2 separate regions of the Homo sapiens genome follow, and region 2 is linked to region 1. Evidence: chromatin contacts called from ENCODE Hi-C data. All regions are on one chromosome and are shown on one strand. Each heading gives the region's core, a stretch centred on a gene start or an enhancer-like site at or near the end of the contact. The rest is flanking DNA. Distances are from core to core; before and after follow the strand shown.

The links. A loop is a pair of places that touch in the nucleus more often than their neighbours do. Pooled maps may share reads with other maps.
Region 2: a loop to region 1 is called in a pooled map, with 2.1 times the contacts of the local background. The contact joins the promoter of LINC00368 here to the enhancer-like site in region 1. A Hi-C loop is called at or near these places in 1 of 50 pooled maps.

The regions. Positions count from the first base shown.
Region 1 is chr13:111,044,536-111,048,330 of GRCh38, forward strand. No RefSeq gene overlaps it. Among named protein-coding and RNA genes, the nearest start is that of LINC00368, 49 kb to the right of the region's middle. RefSeq lists enhancers at 2,327-2,621, 2,405-2,574, 2,595-2,654. Within about 2 kb of position 2,512, at least 6 of the 41 ENCODE cell types and tissues checked have a DNase peak (open chromatin) inside an H3K27ac peak, as active enhancers do.
Region 2 is chr13:111,094,076-111,097,496 of GRCh38, forward strand. LINC00368 (long intergenic non-protein coding RNA 368) reads left to right here and starts at 1,763. Exons shown (of 3, transcript NR_120415.1): 1 at 1,763-1,819; 2 at 2,595-2,787.

The DNA of each region.
Region 1 (3,795 bases), core at 1,262-3,761:
CACATACACGTGTACACATGCACCACATATACACACATATGCAGCATGCACACACACATACCCCCAGCCTCACCTCTGCTCCTCTGTCCCCTGGCCAGATACTGCCCTCTTGGCTGCCTGAGTCCTGGGTGCTCACAGCTCAGGACTCCTTCACAAGATGCTCCTCTGCCTCTCTCCGAGCTGAGTTAGGGACCCCTCTGTGCTCCGGGAATAAAGTGGGTCTGCTCTGCGTGGCCCCCGCACACTGGATAAAATGATGCGTGTTGACGGAATCCTGGCACTTGGAGGGGGGCGTGCATGCAGGTCCTGGAGAGGCAGGGGCACAGTCTGCGTCCTCGGCAGGGGGCCCCTCTATGAACAAACGTGGGCTCTGTTACACTCCCGGGGCCCCCTCTATGAACAAACGTGGGCTCTGTTACACTCCCGGGGCCCCCTCTATGAACAAACGTGGGCTCTGTTACACTCCCGGGGCCCCCTCTATGAACAAACGTGGGCTCTGTTACACTCCCGGGGCCCCCTCTATGAACAAACGTGGGCTCTGTTACACTCCCGGGGCCCCCTCTATGAACAAACGTGGGCTCTGTTACACTCCCGGGGCCCCCACTATGAACAAACGTGGGCTCTGTTACACTCCCGGGGCCCCCTCTATGAACAAACGTGGGCTCTGTTACACTCCCGGGGCCCCCTCTATGAACAAACGTGGGTTCTGTTACACTCCCGGGGTGCCCCAGCACTCCCTGCATCTACATCTGCAGCCAGGCCAACCCCAGTAGGGCCTGCGAGGAGGGGCCATGCCAAAGGGACCATGTGACTCTTCCCATCTGCACGACGGGAGTGGGGAATCTTCATGGGGGTGGACAGTGAGGGCATGGGGTGATGGTGGGTGATGCTGAGCCAGGCTGAACCCATGGGTGTGTGTTCACTATGTGGGGATTGCAGAATCCGTGTTCTAGTTTAAGGCAGAAAGGGCTCTGGGGCTTGCTGGCTAAAACATGGGCCTAGGGGTGCCCCGTCCTAAATGAAGTCAGTGTGTAACCTGTCTTGGGATGCTGTGGAAGAAACTGCAGCTCACAGCAGTGAGGGGAGAGGATGCTGTGAAAGAAGCTGCAGCTCACAGCAGCAAGGGGAGAGTGGACCAGCAGAGAGGATTGCCATGCAAGACTTGCTTATCCTGGGAGAGTCTGGAAACCCTACCTGACTGTGATAGCAAACCTGGGAGGGGATCTACACCCTTGCAGAGCTCTTCTCTGCAGCCCAGACCTCACAGTCAGAGCCACAGCCACCGCCGGAAAGCTAAGGGCAGCGAGAACCATCAGAACATGGTTTCAAGGTGGGGTGGTGCCCACAGGCACAGCAGAGGCCAAGCAGCAGCCAGGGGAGGATGGCTCCCAGGGCCCCGTGGCCTTGGCTGGTGATGGTGGTGTTCCTAGAAGGGAAACGGAGGGAAGCCTACTCAATTCCTTCTTGATCTACATAAACAGAGAAGTTCTAGGCCAAGTGAATGAAAGCCTACTCTGAATCATAAAAGCAGAGTGTTGCTGCCCCTAAAACAATTCCCAAACAGACTTGAGCCAGCTGACAGATCCAGAGCCCTCAAAGAAGAAGCCCAAGGAAGGACCCCACTCTCTTCCCAGAGTTTGTATTGTTACTCTTTCTCCCAGACCCCCCAAAAGGGACAGCCTTTCACCCACGTCACTGTGCACGGGAAAGGAAATAATCAGAACTTTCCAGGGCTATTGGACTCTGGTTCTTAACTGACTCTGATTCCAGAAGGACCAAAATGTCTGTGGCCCCCAATCAGAGTAGGGGCTTATGGAGGTCAGGTGGTCACTGAAGCCTTAGCTCCAGTCTGTCTCCCAGCGGGCCCAGTAGATCCCCATCTTGTGGCTCCTTCCCCAGGTCTGGGGAGCATAAGTGAAACAGACACACTCAGCAGCCAACAGAACCCCCTCCTACCCCTGGCTGTTCCCAGCATAACGTAGTACACAAACTATGCTCTCAGAAGCACTGTGGAATAGAAGAGCCATCTAAAGAGTAATGATATTATTGAACACGGTGCGAGCACCAGGGGTCCGCTCACTGGGTTTGTGTTTGCAGCTGGTGGTGTGGTTCTGACTACCGGCCATGGCTCTGGCCCATCCTGCTGTCCTGCTCTTGCTCAACGGGACCACGTGCAACAGGGGCACCTCCTGGGCCTCTGCAGACTTGGTTCTGGTGGGACAGCTGTCCCATCATAAGCTGCAGCTGTCGCAGCTGCTCTCACTCCCACATCCCTGGCACATGACCCTTCCATTCATGTTTTAGGATTCTTCACTAAGACCCCAAACAGCCCCCGGTTAACTTAGGTCACCTTGGAACACTTGGTGCACTTTCTTCCTCAAGTATGTGTTGAGAGAAGATTCAGAGACATGACTTCATTGGTGCTTCCGTTTTCTCTATTTACTGGGTCTCTTTGTTTTGATGTGGGGGTGTCACCCCATATTTTTAGAACGAAGTCCACATGACAATGACTCACCCCTTTTAAGCTCCCCTTGTGGCAGCACAGGGCTCAGCCATCTTTTACTTCATCTCACTGCCTTAAGAGTAAGCAGAAATTTGAAACTGAAAGATGTTGATTATAACAGTTTATTTGCTATTTCCTTCTTGCTCCATAAAATGGAAACCACTGCATTGAATCTCTTTACTTGTCCAGTCACCTGTATTTATGCAACTGCATTTCATATCAAATATGAAATAAATGATCCAAGATGCCCCTAGATGATTCTACAGTCAAATTCAGAAATTATCTTGCTAACTCTTGCATTAAAATAAACTGAAGACCAGGAAGTAGTGAATTGCCTCAGATTACATAAAATATGACATAATATTATTAATTTTTAAGACACTTAATTTACACGAGAAATAAGAAAAGAAAAGTGAGAACTGAAAAGGGAAGTGCAAGGCACAATGGGAGTAAAACATGGGCTGGTGAGGGCACAGCCAGGCCACCTCGCCCACCCTCTAGTCCACAGCCCCGCAGGCTGGGCCACCTCGCCCACTGTCTTGTCCACAGCTCTGGCTCTGCACTCAGCATGCAGTAGGTCCTCAATCAGGACTCGTTAAATGATCACTAAGTAAACAGACAACAGAACACAAGCCCAGTCACCACTTTGGTTGCTTTTGTTCATGAATTGACTGTACATGAAATAGAAAATAATATCTATTATCTATGTACAGGAAAATACCAATTCATTGTCAAAATCTGGTTGTAAACATAGAAATGAGGTAAGAAAATGCAAAGTATGGCATGATGAATCTAAGCTCTGTGTCTATATCTTCTCTACTTTGTTATTTAAAATATGAGTTTCACCATTTTGGGAGGCTGAGGTGGGCAGATCACCTGAGGTTGGGAGTTCAAGACCAGCCTGACCAACATGGAGAAACCCCGTCTCTACTAAAAATACAAAAAAATTAGCCGGGCGTGGTGGCAAGCACCTGTAATCCCAGCTATTCAGGAGGCCGAGGCAGGAGAATCGCTTGAACCTGGGAAGCAGAGGTTGCAGTGAGCCGAGATCGCGCCATTGCACCCCAGCCTGGGCAACAAGAGCAAAATTCCATCTCAAAAAAAAAAAAGTTTCTGAAAAGTCTTCAGCTTTCCCTCTTTCTTAGGAATAGGATTTGTGTTTCACAATATGTACAGTTAGGGAGACCCAGGTAAACATGCTGATGCTGGAACAAGAACGAGCCTCAGAAAAGTGGAGTCCTGTGGTTCTCTGTCTTCATCAGAAAAAGAGGACAGTGTATTTATTTTTTAAA
Region 2 (3,421 bases), core at 513-3,012, 49 kb after region 1:
CCTGTATGCATGCAGAAAAAGGGTATGGAAGGATAAAGAAAAAAATCTTAGCAGCCATTCTTTCTGGGGAGAAGAGAAGGAAGGGAGGTTTTTAATTGTGCATCTGATTCCTCAGCATGGTTTGAGTCTCTTGCTCTGTGCTTCATGGCATTCTGATCAATTGGAGCAGTTGTGACTGGATAGACTGCTAGCTGATCAATTAGTACAGTCATGATTGGATAGACTGCTAGCTGGTCAATTAGAGCATCCATGACTGCATAGACTGTTAGCTGATCAATTAGCACAGTCGTGACTGGATAGACTGTTTGCTGATCAATTAGTGCAGTTGTGACTGGATAGACTGTTAGCTGATCATTTAGACCAGTCGTGATTGCAAAGACTGCTAGCTGATCAATTAGCACAGTTGTGACCGGACAGACTGTTAGCTGATCAACTGGAGCAGTCGTGACTGGATAGACTGTTAGCTGATCAATTGGAACAGTCCTGATTGCATAGACTGCTAGCTGATCAATTAGGGCAGTCATGACCGGATAGACTGTTAGCTGATCAATTAGTGTAGTTGTGATTGCGTAGACTGCTAGCTGATCAACTAGCACAATCGTGACTGCATAGACTGTTAGCACTCTGCACAGCTCCTGGTCCTCACGCCATCTCTGTGAGCAATTCTACTCCTTTCTCTCCTTTTCTCTTCCTTGCCTAATACTTTTTCTGGCAAACTGATTACCCTGTTCCATATAACACTGACTCCTCGTTTCACTAAACACCGTCCTCAGCTCTTTGTATCTAACCCAGCCCTTGCCTGGCTTCCGTGCGCTGTCCCCTCCTCAATGCCCATGCTGGCTGGGGTCCCCTGGGAAGCGGCATGGTTGTCTGCCAGGTAGGATTGCACCTGAGGGACCGGTTGTTCAATAGAACCCACTGGAGGCCACAGGTGAAGGGGGCTCTGAGCTTCCATGGGGTGACCCGCAGGAGGCCACTGCCTACAGGGCTGGCAGGAGGGAAACGTGACCATCAGAACTGAGAACGGGGGCAGGCCCTGTGGACCTGGAGCCCAGGCTCGACAGGGAGGGACTGCCAGGCTGCTGGAGCCCAGGGGGTGCTGGCCAGTCCACGGGGACAGCCTGGGAGAGGAGGCTGCCGGTTGCTGGTGGGGCCTCCGGAGGCTGCGGAGGGCTGGTGTAGGGGAGTGGGGGAGGAAACTGAAAAGGGGACAGACAGCTCTGCCAGAGTAGGGTGGCAGGGCAGCAAGCCTGGACGAGGAGCGCAGCTTCAGCCCCTCTGGGTGCCACTCTTGGCAGCACTTACAGGGGTGGGGTGGGATTGGCTAGGGTGCAGGGGAACAGAGCTGCGAGGCTCCAGCGCAGTGTGATGCGGCAAAGCACAGGAGGGCGTGTTGGGAGCTGAGAGAGAACAGCACCAGAACAGGTATGACCTGCCTTTTAGGACATTTTGTAATTCAGATCAGTGTTCGTGTTTGAAGAGAGTCACCGTCCTGCCATGGGAAACACTTGCATCGTCTTCCAACCTTGACAGGATTACGCGCGCTCCTGGACCGCATCCAAATAGAACTCTCCCTTATGCCCAGGGCTCGATGTGGCGACCGGCTGTGGGGGTCACGGACCCCTGCTTTTCTGGGGTGTGGCTGTAGTTGTAGTATAAACGGTCGTGCTTATTTTCTATACACTGACCTCACGCTCTTCACGTTCCTGCTGACCTCACAATGGTCTGTGAAGGTTCTACCCTGTTTACCACGCCCTTTCCCAGTGATACGAATATTTCCAGGCTCCTACATGAAGTAATTACACTGCTATGAACACATGTATGTATGCTGCCTTTTCTTCATTTAATGTGTTTCCTTATCCTAATACTTTACTTCTAAGCCACCTTTAGCCTTACATTTGAATTAGCTGGCACCCCACACTCACATTTTATTAGAACCTCCAGTGCTCGCATATTGCCATGAGCCTAGTCTCTTTTTCTTTCTGTCCTTTCTGTGTTTCGTTCTTAACCCCTTTGACCGATGACTTCTTTATTGGGCTGGTTGTTCCACTCCTTATTTTCTTAACTCCTCTGTGAACCCTTCGTTTCGTTTTACTGCCTTCATCTCTAACCAGTTTCCTGAGCTAAGGGAACCCCCTCCACCAGAAGTTGTTTGGTGGGGATGAGGCTTTCTCACCCCGGGCTAATTAGCTCACACTATCTAGGCAGACTCTTAATGAAATGTAGGACCAGGACAAGCTCAAAAATCCCTGTTTCTTAAAGGTCTTCTGTATATTCAATAAGACGCGGCTTCTAAAATTGGGTTCCAATTAATCAAACTCATAATTTAATTGATGTGCCTTTTTTTCCGGGAATAAATAAAAATAAAAACAAAAACAGCAACCAGGGCAATTAAAAATGCTTCCCTCTGGAAGTAAAATTTACATTCAAATGGCCAAAGCCATATAAAGCAAAAAATGTTCATGTAAGATTGATTTACTACCCAGGTACAAAATATGGCAGGGAACTAATTATGCATCAAATATTTATTTGTTGGTATCTGCTTCTGTTCTGCTTCAAAAAGTACTTCTCCAGTATAATTTTTTTTTTTTTAGTTTTGCACAGAATATAGGTAAAGCATGAACGGGCATTTTAACAGAAGAATCACAGTACCGCTCACTTCTAAGGCAGTATTTGTTTCAGGCTTTGCGACCAATCAGCAGTTTTCACACCCAGTCCTGGATTCGGTCTCTGCTATTTTACACCCAGGCAAGGGCACTGAGGACAGCACTTGCAAGCCTCTCTTAGGTAAATTCACCTGGAGAAGAAAACAGCTTTTATTTGTAAAACATTTGGCTTTCCAACAAGCCTTGTCTATCATGGCATCCTGATGATGCATACAAACAAGAGCTCACTGGACTGGCTTAATCTTCCAGTGCCTGCTGCTTTCTCCTGAGTAGGTTTTCTGGGCCGTGGAATCCTTCAGGCTCGTGTGTCCTCCACTGGCATTTGCTCCTGAGCGAGCACACGCTTAATGTGAAGCCCATGGCTACACCCCAGGGCATCCAAGTGCCCTCTGAAATGTTCTGTGTTGGAGGAGAGTTTCCTTAGCTTCCACCAGATTCTCAAGAGGCTTTTTAGCCCCAAGACCATTAAGAAAGAGTGTTATCCTGTTTTGGACCTTCTTGTTCGTGCTCTTTCTGGAAACAAAATGGTGCGAGAGCCTTTCCTACTTAGCCCTGGGGAAGTTCTGGTACCTGCCGGGTAATTATAACTTCCACAAAAAATATGCTTCATTCCTAGTTTTGAGGCTCATTTAGCAAACTAGTGAAGGAGTTTTACTCAACGCAAGTGTGATTGAGGGGTGAGGAACTAGGAAGGGGAGGGAGAATATAGGACAATAACTTGAAGAGAAGATGATAGGGTTGTGGAGAGATTGTTA